2 separate regions of the Homo sapiens genome follow, and region 2 is linked to region 1. A link is a contact called in ENCODE Hi-C or POLR2A ChIA-PET data. All regions are on one chromosome and are shown on one strand. The core of a region is the stretch at or near the end of the contact, and the rest is flanking DNA. Distances in the headings are between cores, read along the strand shown.

Region 1 (4,041 bases), core at 927-3,426:
TTCTTCCTTATTTTCAGTAGTTAGCAATCAGATCTCAGCAATCAGATCATTGTGGGTGTAGAAGGGGGTATCTGATAACTCTTTGGAGAACGCCCAAACTTTGGTTTTCGAAAGCTGTATCTTCCCTTTATACCTAAGTCACTTCCTGATATGGGTCTAGTCCACTGAAAGGAAACTCTATAGGAAATTTGCTCAAATGGAAATAGCAAATCATAGTGATAATTTAAAATTGCACCAATCCCCCATAACTGGATGGAAAGTTACATTAGTTCGCACCATAAGGAGTTTACAAAGAATTCCAGGGTGGGTGCGGTGGCTCACGCCTGTAATCCTAGCACTTTGGGAGGCCCAAGCAGGCAGATCACCTGAGGTTGGGAGTTCGAGACCAGCCTGACCAACATGGAGAAACCCCGTCTCTACTAGAAATACAAAATTAGCTGGGCGTGGTGGCACATGCCTGTAATCCCAGCTACTTGGGAGGCTGAGGCAGGAGAATTGTTTGAACCCGGGAGGCGGAGGTTGCGGTGAGCTGAGATCCCGAGATCGTGCCATTGCACTCCAGCCTGGGCAGCAAGAGTGAAACTCCGTGTCAAAAAAAAAAAAAAAAAATTCCAAACAAAAATATCAATAGCCATACGCAATGGAAATTTGGACTTCAACACAAGCAAGCAGTTTAAATAGTTTGAATATAAAAGGAGTCAGAATAGACAGGACAAGCCCTAAGGGACACTGTTTGGGTATAATGCTTTAGGTTGCCATGAGTATTTGCATTTTGTGGCTTATTTGGAAAGTGACATTATTTTATCAAATAACTGAGGCTCCAGAGAGGCTGGAGTCTGGGCAACTTATCCAAGGATGTCTTGATTGGGGTCACCAATCACTTTTATTCTAAATGTCATATTATTTGCTCTAGGTAGGCCCTCTGGGGGACATTGGCAGGTCTGAGGCAGAGTAAAAATTATAGCAAATACTGAGATCCAGCACTTACTATTGCCAGGCCCTGTTTTAAAAGCTTTACATGTATTTGCACATTTACTGCTCACAACCACCTTATGGGGAAGGTGCTAGGCAGGCAGGGAGGAGGAAATGGAAAGGGAAAGGAAAAGGGAAAAGAGCGGGGGAAGAAAGGAGCAAGAAAAAGTCAATGCAATTCGGCAATTATTTGTTAAGTGCTAACTGTATGTCAGGGTCTGGTAATCAACAGAACAGAGGAGGGTATAATGAAGAGGGGATATAGGTAGAGAAAAGAGGATGAGTGGGAAGAGGAGGAGGTTGGAGAGGAGGAAAGGAAAGGAGAAATAATGAAGACAAGAGAAAAGCAAGCCATGCACATGGAGGGCAATGGTAAGAGGAGAAACCTTTGCCACAACCTCAAGGGTTGGCCGCACTGTCTGGGCTGAGGCAGAGGCTGCTTTCTCCTGGCCCAGTCTTTTACCCATTGTTACCACGAGGTTGGCACAGCTTCCACACAGTCCTTTAATAAGCCAGCTCTGACCCTGGCGACATTTGGCCTGGTACAGCTCAAGGCAGGTAGCCTACACCCTGGCCTAGCCAGGCCTTTCCCTAGCTCACAAAGGTCAACTTCATAACGTGGAGCGTGAGCTTTTACCATGTTCTCAGAGAATCTGCCTCTTAGTATTTCTTTTTCTAAAGGCTTCATTGACCCATGTATCCCTATTGAGTCTTCAAGCACTATTTGACAGAAGGGCTTGTTTTTATCTGACTGCTCCCTGCAATATTACTTTTCCACTAAGTTTGCCAGAGGTACCCCTTTCTAACATTTGCTACCTGTTCGGATGGTCACCTCATGTCACATTTTTCTCTTCCTGTTCCGCCCACCCTCAGCCCTTGTCGGAAAGGACCCTTTCGGCCTCTCTAATCACCAGAAGGGACTGCCAGGGCCTTGTGCTGATGACACTCCCACCCTCCGTCAGCCTCCTCCACTAGCTGATAAATGGCACCAGCCATGCTGTCTCTCTGGTTTTTAGGGGTCCCAAGCAAGGTACATTGCTGCTGCTGCCCAGCCCCTGCCATACCCCAGACCCACCTCAGTCCTGACTTAATGCAGGTAGCTTCCCAGATGCATTGAGATGCCAGGACTTGGAAGGTGGGACTCGATCGCAGCAGACACTGGCCCTGGAGACATATTCTTACAGTCCAGAGAGGAAGGACAGTCTGAGCAAACCCCACCCTTTCACAGCCACTCAGTTCCCTTTTTTTGCTTCCTGACCTAAACCAATGTCTTTTTTTCTTCTCAGCAGCATGCTATCTGGTTCCCTGCTGCCGTCCCTATTCCACCCCCTCAACTGTCCCCGCCCTTCATTTGCTTGGGACCTCTGACACTACTATCTTGAGTCTATCTTTGAAAGAACCTTTCTCAACATGACTGGGGCCACTGAGACTCTAGATGGGGCTGGCCTGAGCAGACAGGTCATCAAGCTATCCTCCCAGAGGTAAAGGGACAACATACCTAAAGTACTATGAAGACAGTCAGCACAGGGAGAGGGGCTTACAGGAAAGAGGAGAGATGCTGGGGGCTGGCAGACACAGAGCAAAGAGACTGGCCAGGAAGAGCGTTTTTCGAGTCTCCTGTCCTCCGGGGCAGAGGAGTCTCAGGGACACACAGTTGAACTTGATAGTGAAGGGACCCCAAAGGACAAAACAAGACAGAGGTAGAGACAAGACTTCCCCGTGCTGAGTCATTTTCTAAGAAAGCATTTTTCCCCTACAGATAAAAATGTCGGAATATAAGCCCACAGAAATACTTGTGCCCTTCCCCATTTTCTGTGGATGTTGACTTTCTCCATTTAAGATTTGGCCTCAGGGATTAACTCTCAATGTCCACCTTTCTCTTGAGTCCTGTAAACCGGTAAAGCAGACTAGGTATGTCACTTGAAGCCTGGAGGTTTTCTCAGGGGCCCCCTACATTATGCTCCAACTGCAATGATTCCCCCAGGGATTCTCCTAGGAAATGCAGCCAGTATTGAATGCAGACCATGATGGTGGAGCCCCTGCTGACTGATCTGCCTGCCCACCTTGACACCTCGGGCACTGCCATATTTCCTTGCCCCAAGGCACTGTATCCTAATGTAGAAACAGATCACAGGTCCCACTACAATTTCATCCGAAGTTTTAAGTCAACAGGACCTTATTTTTTTTTCTTTATTTTGTCTAAAAAACAAACAAACAAGCAAACAAAAAAAATGGGGTATATGTGCAGAAGGTGCAAGTTTGTTACATAGGTATATGTGTGACATGGTGATTTGCTGCACCTATTGACCCATCCTCTAAGATCCCTCCCCTCACCCCCAAGCCCCAACAGGCCCTGGGACCTTTTTTTTTTTTTTTTTTTTTTGAGACAGGGTCTTGCTCTGAAGCCCAGGTTGGAGTGCAGTGGCGTGATCATGGCTCACTGCAGCCTCCACCTCCTGGGCTCAAGTGATCCTCTCACCTCAGTCACCCTAGTACCTGGGACTATAGGCACACATCACTGTGCTGGGCTAATTTTTCTACTTTTTGTAGAGATGGGGTTTCACTATGTTGCCCAGGCTGGTCTCAAACTCCTGGGCTCAAGCGATACTCCTGCCTTGGCCTCCCAAAATGCAGGGATTACAGGAGTGAGCCACCTCTCCCAGCCATCAACAGGACTTTAAATAAAAACATTTAAAGTATTTGTAGACTGATGATAGAGTGGTTGATACTCACATTTGCACAAGACAGATGGACAGCATGTGTTGTATGATTGCCTTACTTTATTGACAACGTCTATCCTTTCGCTAGTCACCCCCAATAGCTGTTCCACTCACCTGCCTGAGGGTTGGCCACAGGCATTCATCTTCCCTCCTCTTTTCTTCAGTTTTTTTTTTTTTTGAGACGGAGTCTTGCCCTGTCGCCCAGGCTGGAGTGCAGTGGCATGATCTCGGCTCACTGCAAGCTCCACCTCCCGGGTTCACGCCATTGTCCTGCCTCAGTCTCCTGAGTAGTTGGGACTACAGGTGCCTGCCACCACGCCTGGCTAATTTTTTGTATTTTTAGTAGAGA
Region 2 (4,041 bases), core at 1,338-3,837, 290 kb before region 1:
AATAGTCCATATTGAATTTAATTAAAACAAGGGATGCATGCAGTCAAATTGATAGTTTAATTCTTCAAGTGATAATATAGGAAGTTTCACCTTGCCTTTGTCCAAGCCCCACCTATTAAAACCCTTTACTCACAGTTTGAAACTGAAGCAGTAAACTTGTTTCCAGACATCTTTTTCAGATTGTCTTAAGCCCAAAGTTGCCTCACTTCCACTATTCTCAGCAGCCAACCAGGATTTGGCAGCTGCTCCACTGTTACGGTTGAGGGAACAGGGATCAGTCCTGTTAGAAGTCTGTGAGCCTCAAACTCTACCTGTTCTCTGCAATCATCCAAAATTTGAAAAAGAAGCTATATCCAGTGTTTCACTGCCAAACAGATTCACTACTCTTACTGATTCTTCACTGAGCTTTGCTAGTATAAGCAGAGTTCCAAGTCTCCCCTAGGGTTGTCTCTACATTTCTTTATCATTCCAGTGGGTAGGGTTTAGCTGGGGGAAGGACATTTCATAAGGGTTAGTTGGACTGAGCAGTATGGACATTTGCTTTTTTCATTACGTACTGTTGTTTTTCCTTGTTAGGTGTGCTTTGGTGGTTTTAATATTATTGTGCCAGGGATGGGGAAATGGGGGGGGTTGTGTGGGAAGAGTACTTATTATTGTGTTTTCTTCAGTGTAATTGTTCTTGGTAATTGATACCTCTCTGTTTTATTTCTCTCATTCTTTCAAAATAAAACTTTTTGAAATTTGGAGGAAACTGTCTGGACAAATACTGAAAATCTGGAAAGTAAGGATCATATCAAAGGATTTAGCCTCTCTTTTTCTGAGTCTGGCTGAAGGAGGAGAGGAAAGAGAAGAGGGAGTTTAATCACTTAATATGCTAATAAGGTTGCCAACTTTCCAATTTCCTTTTTTTCTTTTTCTTATTTTTTTTTTGAGACATGGTCTTGCTCTGTTGCCCAGGCTGTAGTGCAGTGGTGGGATCACAGCTCACTGCAGCCTCAATCTACCAGGTTCAAGTGATCCTCCCACCTCAGCCTCCCGAATAGCTGGGACTACAGGCATACGCCACCATGCCCGGCTAATTTTTTATTTTTTGTAGAGACGGGATTTTGCCATGGTGCCCAGTCTGGCCTCGGACCCCTGGGCTCAAGCAGTCTGCTTGGCCCGGCCTTCCAAAGTGCTGAGATTACAGGTATGAGCCACCTCGCCTGGCCCAACTTTCCAATTTTATTTACGCTCCCCCACACTTTTGTGATGTTAGCATGCAAGACAGAAAGCCACATAATTAGGATCTCAATACAATGTCCAGGTTTTAGGAGTTTTGCTTAATTAGGTGATGCCAAGGGAAGTTAGAAAAATGATTTCGGAGAAAATTGAAGGTGTATCAAAGGTGAATCACTATCTTTCACTACATATATATATCTCTCCACAAAGTGGTACAAGTTGCACTGCCACAGACCTGTCACATTAGGCAAGATATTTCACCACTCAGGGCTCCAGTTTAATCATCTACAAAAAGAAGAATGTTGAAACCTTAAATTTCCTTCCAATTTACATTTCTTTGAGCCTATGAAACATGATTAAAAACATGAAAAATGATTCAAGAAATTTTCAACTTTATTAAAGGACAACATCTATCAGAAAAAATTGAAGAGCCTCAGTTGTCATGCATGATTAAATAAGAGTTGGTGAAACTATTCTGAAAACCATATATGATGTGGTAAAGTTATTTTTGCTGTATCCTTTCCCAACTACATAAACTTAAACTTTGATTATTCATCTCTAAGACTGCAGTCCTCCCCGCCCCCCGCCAAGTTTACCTAAAGTTTATAGGTATGTTTTGGTCTCAACAACTCAGTGAGAGTCATTAAATTTATCTTTTCTCTCTTATTCCTACTCTAATAAGAGATTAAATTAGGGACTAAGCTGAGAGCTCAGACTAAACCCTTGTGGCTGTTTTCAAGGTCAATTAACTCCTCATGGTTAGGAATAGTTACATGTTGACAGCCGGTTTATAGAAAACCTTGGAGGATATCCATACCCATTGTCGGTAAAAGGAGGGCAGACCCAGCCTTTCTTTCCTCCCACGCCCTAGGTTCACACGGGGAAAGCGACAGGCCCTTTAACTTAAGTCTCGGCCAGGGAGAAGCCACCTTTATTGTGAAATTTGCGGTTTCACATTTTCCTACAAAGTCCCGACATCTGGGGTCAGCCTAGGCAAAATAATCACTATAATTGATCATGTTAAATTCAAGAACCGAGACACGAATTGTCCCGTTATACGCAAAATGACGAATGTGAACATTCTTATATTCTTAGCACAGTGGGAACGCCAGCCAATCAGCTGACTCCAGCAGCAACGGCCCACTCGCTGCTCTCCTCACAGGCCCAGGTGGGTGGGGCAAGCCGCTCTCCGTAATTGGTTCTACGCCAGCGTCGTCGCGCGCGCCACCTCCCGCCACCGAGCCTCCCGCCACCTCTAGCCAATCAGGCTTCAGCTGAGTGCGTTGCTCCGCCCAGCCGCCCCTCTGGGTCTGCGCGGAAGCGCATGCGTGGGGTGGAGTCAGCTTCTTTGAATTCCGGAGGCGGCATTCGGTGGTCAGAGGCCTGTGCGGCTGCAGGTAGAGTGTCTTAGGTGAGGAGGTACTTTTAAGCACCGCGCGAAATGGGGGCGAAGAGAATTTTTTTACTTTTGAGGGTGGGACTATCCTGCAAGGTGTGACTGCGGTCGGGTTTTCCGTAGCCAGTTTCGCACCAGGGATCCTTGGGAAGCGCTGGGATGGTTCAACTGGGTGGGGTCAGAAGCTGCTCCCCTGCCCTTCTTTCCTAGGAACCTAGGAAATAACTCGGAACCTGTAACGTCCCACTGGTTTGGACATATTCCTCTCCTGATCTGGCCTCATCTGTTCCAGGGAGGTGGGATTGAGTAAGTGTCATTCCGACTATTCCTTTAGTTTTTCCTATTTGCAGCCAAAAACTTAGAAGTCATTTTTGGTTCCTCTTCCCTTTTCCCTACATCCAATTCTTTTATCACGGCCTACTTTGTCTAACTCCAAAACATTGCACGAATCCAATCATTTTCCACCTCTACACCCTAGGCCTAGTGCAGGCTACAGTCAAACCTCTTCTGGACTTCTGCGACAGCCTTTTATTTGGTTTCTTGCCGCTCCTTGACCTCTAACATTCTCGTCTCTGCACTGCAGCTAACATGATCGTCAAACACAAATCAGGTGGTATTGCTCCCCTCTCTAACCTTTCCCCCTTCCCCTATGTTTTCCCATGACATTTAAAATCCAAACTCCTTACTCTGGCCTGCAAATCCCAATATGAACTTAGTCCCTGGCTACGTTCTGACTTCATCGCTCATTACCTTTTACCTCTTTCATTCCACTCCCTCCAGACTGATGTTACTACTGTTTCTTTTCTTTTCTCTTTTCTTTCTTTCTTTCTGTCTCTGTCTGTCTCTCTCTCTCTCCCTCCCTCCCTTTCTTTCTTTCTTTCCTTTCTTTCTTCTTTCTTTTGACAGAGTTGGGCCAGGCGTGGTGGCTCACGCCTGTAATCCCAGCACTTTGGGAGGCTGAGGCAGGTGTGGATCACTTGAGGTCAGGAGTTCGAGACCAGCCTGGCTAACATGGTGAAACCCAGTCTCTACTAAAATACAACAAATAGCCGGGTATGGTGGTGTGCGCCTGTAATTCCACCTACTTGGGAGGCTGAGACAGGAGAATTGCTTGAACCCGGGAGGCGGAGGTTGTGGTGAGCCGAGATAGAGATTGCGCCACTGCAGTCCAGCCTGGGTGACAGAGTGAGACTGTCTCAAAAAAAAAAAAAAAGAAACAATGTCTCACTATGTTGCCCTCAGCTTCCCAAAGTGCTGGGATTATAGGTGTGACCCACCTTGCCCAGCCAAGCTGCTGTTTCTTTAACACATAAAGCTCTTTTTGCTTTAAGGTCTTAGTCTTAGCATGTCTTCCTCTTCTCTCTCCATGAAATACTCTTCCACCAGATCTTCACAGGGCTGGTTCCTTCTTGGCATTCAAATCT

What was found. Hi-C counts contacts between places; a loop is a spot of excess contacts on that map. ChIA-PET counts read pairs that join two places held with the same protein, here RNA polymerase II (POLR2A). Pooled maps may share reads with other maps.
Region 2: a loop to region 1 is called in a map of CD4-positive, alpha-beta T cell, with 6 times the contacts of the local background. The contact joins the promoter of CENPI here to the promoter of BTK in region 1. A Hi-C loop is called at or near these places in 2 of 168 maps with a recorded cell type or tissue (CD4-positive, alpha-beta T cell and naive thymus-derived CD4-positive, alpha-beta T cell), 3 of 37 single-sample maps with no recorded cell type and 16 of 50 pooled maps. POLR2A ChIA-PET finds 5 or more read pairs at or near these places in 7 of 52 experiments (A549, A673, HEK293 and 3 more).

Annotation. Positions count from the first base shown.
Region 1 is chrX:101,384,015-101,388,055 of GRCh38, forward strand. BTK (Bruton tyrosine kinase) reads right to left here and starts at 2,177. Exons shown (of 19, transcript NM_000061.3): 1 at 2,048-2,177. RefSeq lists an enhancer at 1,444-1,663.
Region 2 is chrX:101,095,617-101,099,657 of GRCh38, forward strand. CENPI (centromere protein I) reads left to right here and starts at 2,588. Exons shown (of 22, transcript NM_001386188.2): 1 at 2,588-2,632; 2 at 2,828-2,923. TMEM35A (transmembrane protein 35A) reads left to right here. Exons shown (of 2, transcript NM_021637.3): 2 at 1-751. RefSeq lists an enhancer at 2,292-2,351.